2 separate regions of the Mus musculus genome follow, and region 1 is linked to region 2. A link is a contact called in ENCODE Hi-C data. All regions are on one chromosome and are shown on one strand. The core of a region is the stretch at or near the end of the contact, and the rest is flanking DNA. Distances in the headings are between cores, read along the strand shown.

Evidence for each region. A loop is a pair of places that touch in the nucleus more often than their neighbours do.
Region 1: a map of left cerebral cortex shows a loop between it and region 2 (5-fold over the local background). The contact joins the enhancer-like site here to the promoter of Slit3 in region 2. A Hi-C loop is called at or near these places in 4 of 37 maps with a recorded cell type or tissue (all left cerebral cortex).

What each region holds. Positions count from the first base shown.
Region 1 is chr11:35,176,227-35,179,061 of GRCm38, forward strand. Slit3 (slit guidance ligand 3) reads left to right here. Exons shown (of 36, transcript NM_011412.3): 3 at 1,557-1,628. Among named protein-coding and RNA genes, the nearest start is that of Gm26070, 37 kb to the right of the region's middle. Within about 2 kb of position 1,251, at least 1 of the 3 ENCODE cell types and tissues checked has a DNase peak (open chromatin) inside an H3K27ac peak, as active enhancers do; it is left cerebral cortex, where a contact is called at or near this core.
Region 2 is chr11:35,119,860-35,122,753 of GRCm38, forward strand. Slit3 (slit guidance ligand 3) reads left to right here and starts at 1,597. Exons shown (of 36, transcript NM_011412.3): 1 at 1,597-1,852. The coding sequence starts at 1,656.

The DNA.
Region 1 (2,835 bases), core at 1-2,500, 56 kb after region 2:
TTACGTTACGATTCAGAACAGTAGCAAAATTTGCTTATGAAGTAACAACGAAAATAAATTTATGACTAGAAGTCACCACAAAATGGGGTACCTATTAAAGGGTCGAAGCAGCATCGGGGAGGTTGGAAGCCATTATCCTAAAAGTATACTGGGGGCCTGAAATCCTTTCATTAGCTCTGTGATTCCCCTTGGGCAAATTCATAGCTACTATATTTTTATCTGTTAAGAAAGTGGCCTGGAAGGAGCTGGCCTCCACAGGACAGAAGTCGCATAAGTGGAGCTTGGAAGAGTTGAAGAGTCTGGCCAATAGAATGGCCCTTCTGGCCAGTTAACATTTATAAACACAAATGTATTTAAATACTTGTGCCAACCAATTACCCCTCTGTGCCCTGATAGAAACCTCACATTGTTGACCCACGTTTTCCTTTATGGGAAACCAGTGTGTGCTAGGCCCACGGCTGTGCTTCTGATTCAGTAGGCTGTTAGGGTAGGACACTGTGCTGGGTCCAGGAGTATGATGAAGACAGGGTCCATCCTTTATTCCTTGGGAAGAGATGAGGAAATGAAGCACAAAGGTTGAGCCTGAAGCCACCATGCTGACGGTTAGGACAGTCCAAGAGGTACGGCCATCATGGAAGGTCTGTTTTGGAGGGAAGATGTACCCTAGCCAAGGGCATGCTTCCTCCATTCCCAAGGAGAACTGGGACCGTTCCTGAATTCTCCCTCCTTCCTAGAAACAACCTCCGATCACAACAGCATGTCCCAAACTGCAGTCCTGTCATTTCTTGGCCCCTTCCCCACTCAGGATTCCCACATCATCTTTGCAGTTGTCCCTAATGTTCAGCTAATGATTATTTACTAATCCATTTTAATCTGCTTTCTTTTTTTAAGTCAGGGAAACAAATGTTTCATTGTATCATCGACTCTCAAGGTATGCGGCATGCATGGATCCAATTCATGCAGAGTGTTTAAGATTTTTAATCATCTACCAGGAGAACTTAAGGTTCAGCAAAGATGTAGCCTACATAGGAACAGCTTTCGTGAACATCTTTAGGAGGTTTGGATGAGCCTGGCCCTACATGAGAGAATCCCTGGGTCCAGACTAGATGTCTTAGCCACGGTGCTGTTTCACAGTGACTCCACCCTTGAGGTTGAGCAGGGAAAGCCTTTTTCAGTAAAGTATTTTGGAATCCTTGGAGGAGGAGCTCCAAAAGAAGAGGTATTGAATCTGCATTTTTTTTTCCCCAAAGAGCAGCTTTGCCCCCTCTGCTTCTGTGCATGATTCTGCAGTGCTCTGGGGGACATTTGCTGGTAACATTCTTAAAATAGAGACATGGAAGCCAATCTGTCAGGTAGAAGTGTGCGGGTGTTGAATCCCTTTTTACCGTGACACTACACTGGGATGTGAGTTATTTTGTCCCATCAGAGTGATTCCAATTGAATCCTCCTAGGGGGTCCTAGGAGGGAGTATGTGATATGAGTGCACAGCCTAGTGCCCCCCATGAGGACCCCTATCCCTCTTCGGTCCTTGACCTTGGCTGCCTTTCTGATTCTAGGCATCTGGAAGACAATCAAGTCAGCATCATCGAGAGAGGCGCCTTCCAGGATCTGAAGCAGCTGGAGAGATTGTAAGTCAAACACAACCTGGTGTCCAAAAAAAAAAAAAAAAAAAATGCTTTCTGAATTTTTTTTTGGTTTTGTGACCTTGGTAAAAGCAAGTCTCCAGCGTTCGAAGAAATATTTTCTGCTACATTTAAAGTTGCTTTGAAGTATGTTACATAGACACTGAGATCCGTTTAAACTCCTGTTCTAGGTTCTAGAGAAGATGCAGAGGCCAGCATCTGAGGCTTGGTTTCTTCTTCCCAGTATCCATTAGTTTCTTTACATGGGGCCACACTCCTAACCTGACCTCAGCTTCTCCTTTCCCAGAAGAGTGAGTTAATGCCATGGAAGATGGCAGCAGTTCCCCCCCTGCTCCTCCTGGAACTCCTGCTTCTACTCTTGTGGGAGAGGAAGGATGGGCGAGTGGGCGCAGCCTTCCGCGTGCCTGCTTCTCGGAGCGCCAGCCTGTCTCAGGAAACCCACACGTTTCCACGAGAGAACACGTTGCCACCGGTTTAAAATAGGCCGCTGTTCTGACTTGATGGAGGGTGGGCAGCAAACGCTGGAGTTGGGCGGAGCCTCCCATTTATTTCGCCAGTGAATGTTTTTGCAGAGAACTCTGGGGTCGTTCTGATGAGAAAGGTTGCTCGGATGGTTAAGTGGGCAGCTTCACCTTTCCTCAGTTAATCACGTCTGACAGCTCATAACATCTGGATATTTGCTTTCTGCCCTCTGAGTGGGGATTGTCCCCAAGAGCACTTAGTCATGCCGGTGGTGGGCGGCCTCTCATCTTGTGCCTCCCCTGCAGCACCGCTGCCCTGACTTTTCAGCTTCCTGCTGTACTGGGGGTTGGGACTGCAACAGATCATTGCTCTGCCAGCTTACCTGGAGAAACACCGCTCTGCTTAGGCGCCTGGGTGCTGTTGCCAAAGCTCACTTGCTTTGAGACGAGTCTCCTTTATAGACTTGTTTGGGTGAAAAGGACGGCCTGCCTGAACCAACTTCCTTGTTTTGTGATGCATCATCCTTTCCCCACCAAGTCCTTCTATTTAAGGTCACAGGGCAACGAGGAAGGTCCTAGCCTCACGGCGATCAAGTGTTTTCTTCTGGATCAAACTCCAGCATGGCTTTCGCTGTCACTAGTGTAAAAACATTTGTTTCTCCTAAAAGAAAAAAGTTATTAAAAATTACGTTGTCTTTGTTTACAGTTTGATTTTTCAAGATTCCTACAAT
Region 2 (2,894 bases), core at 347-2,846:
AGCATTCATATGAGGGAAAAGAGAGTTCTCAGGCGCATAGTGGTTAGTGGTATGTGAACATACATGTTCTTCTCTGTATGTGACTGCATATTTTTTGTGTGTGAAAGTGCATGTGTTTTATAGTTAAGAGTATAGGGGTGTGGGGGGGTGTAGTGTGTGTGTGTGTGTGTGTGTGTGTGTGTGTGTGTGTGTGTGTAAAACCAAGGCTATTTCAGACCTTTCCAGTACAAGAGGATCTCAAGGAAGTCTGGGCAATATTTCCTCCAGTTCCTGCCCCTTCCCTTCAAACAAACAAACAACATCATTCCTACAAGTATGTATGGAGCCTGTAACATGGCCCTTCCCCACCGGCATCTGGAAAAGCTCAGACCAGCCAATTTAGAGCAGGCACTGGCAGAATGAAGGCAAGGCTGGGGAGGAGGGGGATGGGGAATAGGTCCCTTGCATGCTACTGCACTATTTTATAAAATCACGTTCTTTTCTTTGATGTGCAAGGGAAGTCTGTCAGAACGGTGGCACCTTGAAATAAGGAAATAAAGGTCCGCAGGTGACATGATTGCCCCTTAGTCCCCTAGACAGGAAGCAGATGAAGTGATGGTGTCAATACCGGGGTCCAAGTTCTTACATTTACTACAGAGAGAGAGAGAGACAGAGAGATAGACAGACAGACTGACTGACTGACTGACTGACTGACTGTGACTGTGTGTCTGTGTAGTGTTCTCTAATCTGTAAGTCCTCTAGGAAATAGTTGTTGGCCTTAGCTGTGAACACTAATTAGGGTAGGGGCAAAGTTTCCACGGATAAATGTGTCAGGGTACAGAATGCCTAGTAGCTGTATGGTCTCGGATAATCATTTCACTTAGTCCAACTTTGACTCTTTCACCTAAAACATGAAGCCTAGTTTCTGATGCTCCCATGTGGGTATTCTGTATCCAGCTCGGTGACTGAATTAAAAAAAAAAAATGAAGCCACGAGGTTTATCAGTTCTTGGCTCCCAAGAATAAATGAATTTCAATGTTTCTTTCCTGGCGGCCCGGGCTGGCCAAGTCCCTTTCCTTCCCAGTTGGGTCTCTCTAGCTCCCCTGCTGCCTCCTCCCTACAGGCTCTTGGTTGCTCCAGCAAAGTTCCCAACTTAGTCGACGTGACGCTCAGCGCAGCCAATGGGAGGCGGAGCTGGTGTTTTGGGAGGGGGGCGGGAGGGGCCGGGCCCCGCGTCTCCGGTGTCTACCCTGCTCAGTGAATGGAGAAAGCGAGCGCCGGCTAGCTCTCCGGACCACTCCGTGCCCCAGCCGCCTCTGTGCTCCGCAGCCCAGCCCTGAGCCGGACTTCCCGGGGCACGGTGCTCCCTGGCGCTCAGTCCAGGACCCAGACAGAGCCCTCACCTCTACCGGCGACCCAGAGGGACCCGAGGGCGCTCGGTACCTGGGCACCGTGAGTGATGCGCAGCGGGGCAGCGCCAGCCCCACGGATGGAGCTGCTGCCGCCGCCGCCCGGCGCGCCCCGCTCCGCCCGCACCCCGTGCGCCTGAGCGCCGCGCCCGCCCCTCCTCCGCGCTAACTCCGCCGCCCGCCCCCCAGGCCGCCCGCGCGCCTCCTCGGGCTCCTCGTGTCCCGCCTCGCCAGGCATCCTCCTCTGGGTGCGGGCGCTTGTGCACCATGGCCCTCGGCCGGACCGGGGCCGGCGCCGCTGTGCGCGCCCGCCTGGCGCTGGGCTTGGCGCTTGCGAGCATCCTGAGCGGACCCCCTGCTGCCGCCTGCCCCACCAAGTGTACCTGCTCCGCCGCTAGCGTGGACTGCCACGGGCTGGGCCTGCGCGCCGTTCCTCGGGGCATCCCCCGCAACGCAGAGCGCCTGTGAGTACCCACCCCGCCCGCCCGCTCAGGCCACCCACCCGGCTGGCTCCTACAGAGTCGCCCTCAGGGCGCAGGTCCTTCTTTCCTCTCCGGTGCATGGGGGACGATCCCTACTCCCCTACCCCTGCTGTCAGACACGCTCAATAAGTTGGGGGTGGCGTGGCTTTGGGCAGGTGTGGAGAGAAGTGTACGAGTTGCCCCCGCGATGGGACCGCGTAGTGCCTCCCTGGTTGAGGGCACCGGGGGCTTATCCGCTGACAGATCGGGAGAATAAAGCTAGCAGAAGGCTAGCGCGGAGGAGTGGGGGGGTGTCAGAGAGCGTGGTGGTCTCAAGGTTTGGGGTTGGGTATGAGGGGTCCATTACCCCTTGCTTCTTAAAGAGGGAGAGGCGAGGTAGCAAGCTAGACGGAGATGGGGAGTTTCGATCGCAGAGACCTGAGAGCCTCCTTCCCGGACCCCCTCGCCCCCCCCCCAAAAAAAAAACCTGCGACCCTCCTGGAGATCAGAATGGGCCAGCTGCTGTGTGGCTGTCCTTGCTAGGAAAGTTGAGTGTGTACGAAAGAGGTCTTAACTTCTGAAAAACCGGACGGATTCTGAGTGGGTGCTCTCAACACCCTCCCTGCCTGGAGTGCAGCATTGGGGATGCCAAGTTGCAGCCCGGGTGAATTTTTTATGGCCGGGTTATAAATGCCTCCCCAAACGGGCCGGAGAATGGAAATGCTGACAGCCCTTTAAATGAGACCTAGCGCTATAATCTTACAAACCGCACTCAGCCTCGGATCCTGGGGTTGGCAGCTAGCGGAGAGGCTCTTGGAGAGTGGGGTGGATTGACCCTCGTTTTAACCCCAATTGTGCAACCAAATATTTACTTTTCTTATGTCAGCGTTTTGGAAAGATTTATCATTTTGATCCTCACGACCAAATTCAAAATTTGGCCTCCGGGGGTGGGCTCCTTTTAGTCCACAGTTGGGGGCGGGGTGAGGGAGTATGGAGCCCTGGTGGTGGAGGGAGCTGGAGCCTCTGAGTGGGTGAAGGCTTGCCC